Regions from separate parts of the Homo sapiens genome. Here region 1 is linked to region 2. Evidence: chromatin loops called from intact Hi-C (ENCODE). Cell type or tissue: IMR-90. All regions are shown on one strand.

Evidence for each region. A loop is a pair of places that touch in the nucleus more often than their neighbours do. Peaks named below come from ENCODE experiments on the same cell type or tissue, not always from the same donor. Only the 100,000 strongest peaks of a DNase experiment are listed, where the experiment ranks them.
Region 1: a loop joins it to region 2, with 6 times the contacts of the local background. A loop is called at or near these places in 2 of 110 quality-filtered maps.

Annotation. Positions count from the first base shown.
Region 1 is chr11:96,424,638-96,428,637 of GRCh38, forward strand. No RefSeq gene overlaps it. Among named protein-coding and RNA genes, the nearest start is that of JRKL, 37 kb to the left of the region's middle. RefSeq lists a silencer at 2,976-3,188. In IMR-90, a CTCF peak has its summit at 2,341; a DNase peak (open chromatin) is centred at 2,324.
Region 2 is chr11:94,895,958-94,899,957 of GRCh38, forward strand. No RefSeq gene overlaps it. Among named protein-coding and RNA genes, the nearest start is that of CWC15, 76 kb to the right of the region's middle. In IMR-90, a CTCF peak has its summit at 1,503 (motif pointing left); a DNase peak (open chromatin) is centred at 174.

The DNA.
Region 1 (4,000 bases), 1.5 Mb after region 2:
CCTGGGTTCAAGTGATTCTTGTGTCTCAGAGTCCTGAGTAGCTGGGACTACAGGCATGTGGCACCATGCCTGGCTAATTTTTATATTTTTAGTACAGATGGTGTTTCACCATATTGGTCAGGCTGGTCTTGAGCTCCTGACCTCAAGTGATCTGCCTGCCTTGGCTTCCCAAAGTGCTGAGATTACAGGCATGAGCCACTACACCCGACAGAAGCTTTTAATTTTAATGAAGTCCAACTTACTACTTTTTTCTTTCATGAGTCATACGTTTGGTATTTTATCTAAAAAGTCATCACCAAACCCAGGGTGACTTAGATTTTCTACAATGTTGTTGTTTTTTTTTTTTTTCTAGAGGTTGTATTGCTTTAATTTTACAATTAAGCTTATGAAACCATTTGAGTTAATTTTTATGAAGGGTGTAAAGTCTGTGTCTAGCTTCTTTTTTTTTTTTTGCATGTAGATGTTCCATTGTTCCAGCATCATTTGTTGAAAATATTCTTCTTTCTCAATTGAATTGCCTTTGTTCCTTTGTCAAAGATCAGTTGAGTATACTTGTGTGGGTCTATTTCTGAGCTCTCTATTCATTGATCTATCTGTTTATTCTTTTTCCACCACCACATTGTTCTGATCATTATAGCTTTATAGTAAATCTCCAAGTCATGTGGTGTCAGTTCTCTGACTTCATTCTTCCACTTCAGCATTGCACTAACTAATCTGGCTCTATTGCCTTTTCATGTAAACTTTAGAATCTCTTAATAATCAATTCTCAAAATAACTTGCTGGGATTTTGGTTGAGATTTTCTTGACACTTTAGATCAAGCTGGGAAGAACTGATATCTTGAAAATATTGAGTCTTCCTATCCATGAGCATGGAATAACTCCATTTATTTAAATCTTCTTTCATCAGAGTTTTGTAGTTTTGCTATTACAGATTTGTATATATTTTGTTAGGTTTATGCCTAAGTATTTCTTCTCTCACTCTTCAGTGTTAATGTAAATGTTGTTGCGTTTCTAGATTCAAATTTCAGTTGTTCATTGCTGGTATAGGAAAGTAATTGACTTTTGTATATTAACCTTGTATCCTGAAACCTTCTATAATCACTTATTAGTTCCTGTAGTTTTTTTGTGTGTTGATTCTTTGGAATTTTCTACCTAAACATTCATGTCATCCATGGGCAAAGACAGTTTTATTTATTCTACTCAATCTTATGCCTTTTATTTCTTTATCTTGTCCTGTTTTATCAGCTAGGATTTTCAGTGTAATGTTGAATAGGAGTGAAAGAACATAGTTACTTTTTTAAAAGAAAATATTTTATGAATTTGATAGTAGAATTAGGCAATTTAATCCCATGTTAAATAAGAATATAAAATTTTGATTAGTAGGGTAGCCAAGCTTCTTATAAAATAATAAATTGCTGAGAAAACCAATTTAAATTCCCCTGGAAACAGCGATTTCTGACTGACGTAATGGATCAAAAGGAGATTTTCTTTTAAGTCAGTGTCCAGGGAGTATGTAAAACAATTGAATAAGGAACCCCTCTTATATTAAATACAAAGCACCCAGAGGAATAAAAAAATCAATAAACATACACACATACATGCAAGACACACCAGGGAGCATATAAAACATATAAAATATTCTCATTTCCTAATTCAATTTGATAATAACAACTAATTTTAAAAATCAGACCTTTAGTGACTATTATGGAGAGACATAGTGGGTGAAAGGAAAGAAATTTTTTAGCATCATTATAGACTACCAGATACCTTTGCTGTATTAAGATTTTTTTAAATGGAAAAACAGAAGAGATAAGGAAGAATAGAAACAAAGGATGACACAGTCACATGTTCACAAGACAAAGAAACGCAAACACACATACTCACTTCATACTGGAGTTGCAAATGTGAACTAGCACAGCTAAAAGGGAGAGACAATTACAGGGACTCACAAAATTACTATGTAGGAGGCTTTCATGTGGATGAAGAGACAGGATAACAAGCACCTGCGGAATAAAACACACACACACACGCACACACACACACACGCCCACCATGAAGCTCCGTTCAAAATTCAAATGCATATAATCTGCAGAAAAACAAAGATACACTCATTTTAAAGCGTGTATCCCTGACACATTTTAAAGTGGATATCCCTGTTTCCATTTTGTTTTATAGATGGTTTGATTCTAACTTCATTTGGAAACATAGATGATCTGAAATCTTAATTTTTGAGAAAGAAAACCCAAATTTAGTCTTCAGGAGAGTTTTAAATATCTTGAAACAAAACAGGGGTTGGGATGCGGGAGCAGGGCAATGGGGACATTTAAGATGGAGTAACATCCCCATCTTGTGGTATATCAGAATATTGACTCTTCTTTTTAACACTATTTTGATTTAACATAGTTTTGGGTAAAAACATATCTAACTTGATTATGGGAACACGAGAGAGTAGTGACACAGGAAATTGAATCTGCAATTTCTCAACCCATTAAATTGTTCATCAATGCTGAACTAATACAAGAGTTACATTAATAAGCGGCAGGTTTAATTACTTAGCAGATGGCTGTTCAGTGTTCACCTTAATGTTATCAGACTCAGCAAAAACAAAGAGATGACCCGCATTTGTATCTATCTGTTCTACAATATATTGTCTAGAGGTTTCATTTTTTATTTTATTTTATTATTATTATTTTTGAGACTGAGTCTCGCTCTGTCGCCCAGGCTGGAGTGCAGTGGCGCGATCTGGACTCACTGCAAGCTCCACCTCCTGGGTTCAGGTCATTCTCCTGCCTCAGCCTCCCGAGTAGCTGGGAAGCGCCTGCCGCCACGCCCGGCTAATTTTTTGTATTTTTAGTAGAGATGGGGTTTCACTGTGTTAGCCAGGATGGTCTCGATCTCCTGACCTCGTGATCTGCCCACCTCGGCCTCCGAAAGTGTTGGGATTACAGGCGTGAGCCACCGCGCCCGGCCGAGGTTTCATTTTTAAAAAATGACAAACATTCTTGTTACTTTCTTGCACTTTTTTTTTCTTTCTTTTTCTTTTTCTTTTTCTTCTCTTTTCTTTTCTTTTCTTTTTTTTTTTTTTTGAGACGGAGTTCGCTCTGTTGCCCAGACTGGAGGGCAGTGGCACAATCTCGGCTCACTGCAACCTCTGCCTCCTGGGTTCAAGCGATTCTCCTGCCTCAGCTTCCCAAGTAGCTAGGATTACAGGTGCCCACCACCACGCTCAGCTAACTTTTTGTATTTTTAGTAGAGATGGGGTTTCACCATATTGGTCAGGCTGGTCTCGAACTCCTGACCTCAAATGATCCACCTGCCTAGGCCTCCCAAAGTGCTGGGATTACAGGCGTGAGCCACCACGCCTGACTATTGTCTTGCACTTTCTAATATAACAAAAAGTGAAGACTACTGCCACCACCAAAAACAATGCTTGCTTTGCTATAATCCTTTTCCTCAGACTGAGACACTTTGGCCTATTTAAAATGTGGGTAATGGCTCTAAAAATGCTTGTTTAGGATGCAGATGTATTCTCTATTTTGTCTTCTTTGACATTTTTATGTGGTTTTGGTTCTTTAGCATATGAAGTTTTATTTTTAATCAATCCATGATTTGTCCCTAAGTTGTTCTGATGGGAATATGAGAATACATAAAGGGAATATGAGATACAGCTCCTAGTGACAACATACTTATAGTCTAGTTGAAGACATAGACATGCCTACAAGAATTATAATTTAAAAACAAAACAGTGCGCAAGTTATTTTGATGTGCCACATCAAATTTTGTAGTTCTTTCCATCTTCTGCTTTAGTCACTCAATTCACTTGATAACTCCTTGAGGAGGCATCAACTGGGCATTTACTATTTTCATGATATTGTACTAGGAGCCATGAAGAATAACGAATAAAAGGTGCAGGGAAATATTAAAGCCTTTATAATCTAGTTTGGGTGACTAACCACAAAAATTTTTGGTGCCTACACCTATGTATAATATATTGACATAA
Region 2 (4,000 bases):
TGACATCAAATAGCAATACAGTGGCTGAATTTTAAAAAACCCTGACCATGCCTGGTACCATGTCAGATCCTCTACATGTATTATTTCATTTAATCATCACAACAACCTTTGAAAGAGCATGCAGCCAACCACCCATCATTTACAGATGAGGAAACAGGCTCAGAGAAATAAGGTGACTCACTGCCTGTCAACCAGCTAGTGAGTAACGGAGCCTGGATTTGACCCACTGTCTGGCTGGCTCTAGAGTCCATGTATTTTTGTCACCCTACTGTGCTTCTGCTCCTTCCTGGTCAAGAGGGAGTGGATTTTTTGTTCTTGTTTGGTAGATTTTTTTTTTTCAAATTCTTCTTCACCAATGGCATCTTTCTCTGACCTCTAGCCTCTTTCCGTACCCAAAGGCCTGGCTTGGAGTCAGAAGGTTCTCAGTAGACCTTGAAATTAGTCTGCACAAATGTGCATGAGGACGCTGACTGAGCAGGAGCAGCCCTCAAGGCTGAGTTCCTGGGCTTTTGGAACAGCCTGTCATAGCTTCGCTTCCTTGTGGATAGAGGAGTGACAGCAGCCATACCAGGGCTACTGAGAGCTCAAATGGTATCTTTTGCAAATTAGACAATGGGTATTCCTCCCTCAAGTCAGTTGATTGCCATTTGCTGGAAAATAGCGAATATATATATATATATATATATGGAGATACCTATGTACATGTCACTTCCTGCTACTAGATAGAGAATAACCTGCACAACTGTACATTGTCAGGCTAAGTCACATAGACCCGGCTGTAAATCTGGTTCTCCTATTTACTAGCTCAGTGGTCTTGGGCAGGTCATCGGGCAATCCAAGGCTCAGTTTCTGATAGAATGCAAGCAGTGTTGCCTCCCTGTCTACCTTGTTTATAATTTTGAACAGGAAAATAGGCAAGAAGTGTTGCTTAAGTCCTGGGGGAGAGTGTCTCCTCTTGGGATAAGATGGAAGTATTAAAAATCAGAGACTGTGGCCTTGTCCCAGGGGGACATGCAGTCCTCCCTATCCAGCCACAGGTAAGATAATTGGAGTGCCTTTAAATTCTTGTGTGTTTTTCTTGTTACAGTGAAAGAGGAATTAAACTAATAATAAGGCTTATCTTCATTTTCCTCTTCTCCTTTTTCAGTGACCTAATTTTTCCATAAATTTTACCTCTTCACAACTCTGTTCCTCTTCCCATTACTCACTTGTTCTTTTTTCCTCCTATTCAAGCCTGCTTTCAGAAAATGGCTGGTAAGGCTTAATGATATTTTGGAAATTTGCCTCTAAATAACTTTAGGCCAAAAAACTGAACTTAATCAGTACATTTGGACCTCAAGGAAAGGTATTTTTGAGCCAACATCTGCAAATGACATAGAAATATTGCCAAGAAGTTAACCATCTGTTCCACCTTGAAAAGATGTGCTGCAAAGTCTTGGCACCCTGAACTATAAAGGTAATAACTAAAAAGAAATAACCTCGTGTTAGAGCAGCAAGCCCCCTCTAGTGGCCCATCATGGGAATGACCACCATTCTCCCTAGGATCTGGACTTGGAAATTCTGCTACTCCAATGCTAGCTCCAGGCATCTGCTCAATCCTTTATACACTCATAGCAATGAGACAAGACATTATTTGGGCCTTACAGTCATCCTCTGATGGCTGGAGGGCAAGAACACCAGTCTCCTTAATTGTTCAGGATCCCAGGACTCCAGGCCCAGATCAGTCTTTAGCTGGGAACCTCTCTGGGCCTCAGATTCCTTATCTGTAAAATGAGATGAATGGTGCCTGGTATACATCTTTCACAGGACTGTTGTGAGGATCAAGTGACAATAAGGGATAAGAGAGGTAAAGCTCTTTGAAAAGTGCATTCATAATGCACTTTTAGTAGCAACAGTGTTTCTGCTGTTCTATTCAACACGGTAGCCACTAGTCACATCTGACTGCTTGAATTGAAATTAATTAAAATTAAATAAAATTTAAAACTGAGTGACTCGGTCACACTAGCCACATTTCAAGCACTCAGTAGCTACTTGTGGCTAGTGACTATCATGTAAGAGATCACAAGTCTAGAACGTTTCTGTCATCACAGAAATTTCTACTGGACAGCCCTGCAGTTTAGATAACTGATTTGAAGAACAAGCTTTATATTCTCTAATTCATCTCTGCTCTTGAAAAAGAAAAATCTCTTATCAGCGGTTTGCAAATCTAGGAAGACACCTAGATTACAATGAACTGGGGTGGGTGTACAGTTAGGTTTACCGTGGATTCATTATGTATATATGTGTGTATACACACACACACAAACACACACACACACAGAGCACCTGTTCTGTGTCTGCCAAGCACCGTGTTAAACTCATTTTGGGCAGTTCTATCAAAAGATGGACCCGGGTTTTGAAATTCATTGCTCCATCAGGGTTCCTAGATAAAGAACTCAATGTTGCAGGGTAGTTTCACCCCCACATCAACCCCCTACCTCACCAATACACAATTGAAGTTCTTCTGTAGCTCCCATTGCCTCTGGGAAGACTTCCGGCCCTCTCCCCACTGGGTGGTGAGCCCTCCTCTTTGCTCCCATAGGCCCCTGTTCTTCCATTTGCATTGTAGCTATCATACTGTGTGGAAATTTGCCTGTTTGGTTGTTTTCTGTTAAAATGTAAGCTCTCAGAAGGTAGAGACCAGGTCTGTCTTACATTCATTTGAATTTTCAGCCTCCCTCACACAGGGCCTGGCCCATATGCAGTAGATGCTCAAAAACTATTAGTTAATGAATGAATGAAGTATATGGATGGATGGATGGATGGATGGATGGATGGATGGATGGATGGATGGATTTCTTTGTTCCTTTATTTAGGGTCCTGTATTCCCCTGCATAAAGCCCTCAGGTATGAAACTGCTAGAGATTCTCTTTATGCTAGGCCACCACATCCTTTGACCACATTCCTTGCTCCAATTAGGTAGTACAAGCTCAGTGAGAAAAGCAAAATTTGATTTATGTTTCTGGCAATTCAGCTGATGAAAACAACTAAAGTGCTAGATAAAAATCTGCTGCAAATATCATTTTAAAAACAAAACATTGCTAATCCATACAAAAACTTTTACACAAATGTTCATAGCAGGATTATTTATCATAGGCAAATGTGAGAACAACCCAAATGTCTCTCAACAGACGATAAACAAAATGTGGTATATTCATGCAGTGGAATACGATTCAGCAGCTAAAATGAATGAAGTAGTGACACACGGATTGATGAACCTTGAAAACAGTCTTCTAAGTGAAAGAAACTGGTCATAAAGTGCTGCATATTATATGATTTAACTTATATAAAATGTCTAGGATAGGCAAATCTACAAGGAGAGAAAATAAAGTAGTGGTTGCCTGAGGCTGAGGGAAGTGAGGTGTTACTGCTAGTGACTACAGGGTTTCTTTGGGGAGTGACAGAAATGCTCTAAAATTAAATTCTAGTGAGTTTTGCACAACTCTGTGAATATACTAAAAACTTGATGCCTTCTCTGATGAATTCTACCCAACATTTAAAAAAGAGTTAATACCAATCCTTCACAAACTCTTCCAAAAAATGAATAAGGTGGGAACATTTCCCAACTCATCCCATGAGGCTAGTATTACCCTGATGCCAAAACCAGACCAAGACATCACAAGAAAAAAAAAAAACTGCAGAACAATATCGCTTTTGAATATGGAGGCAAAAATCCTCAACAAAATACTAGGAAACTAAATTCAGCAACCTTTAAGAAGGATTATATACCATGACTAACTGAGGTTTATTCTAGGAATGCGAGGTTGTTCAAAATTCAAAAGCAATCAATGTAATAAACCATATCAGTAGAACAAAAGACAAAAACAGCATGATCATCTAAATACATGTAGAAAAAGCATTTGACAAAATCTAGCACCCTTTCATGAAAAATACACTAAACAAAATCAGAATAGAAGGGAAACTTCCTCAACCTGTAAGAACTACGAAAAAAAAAAAAGTC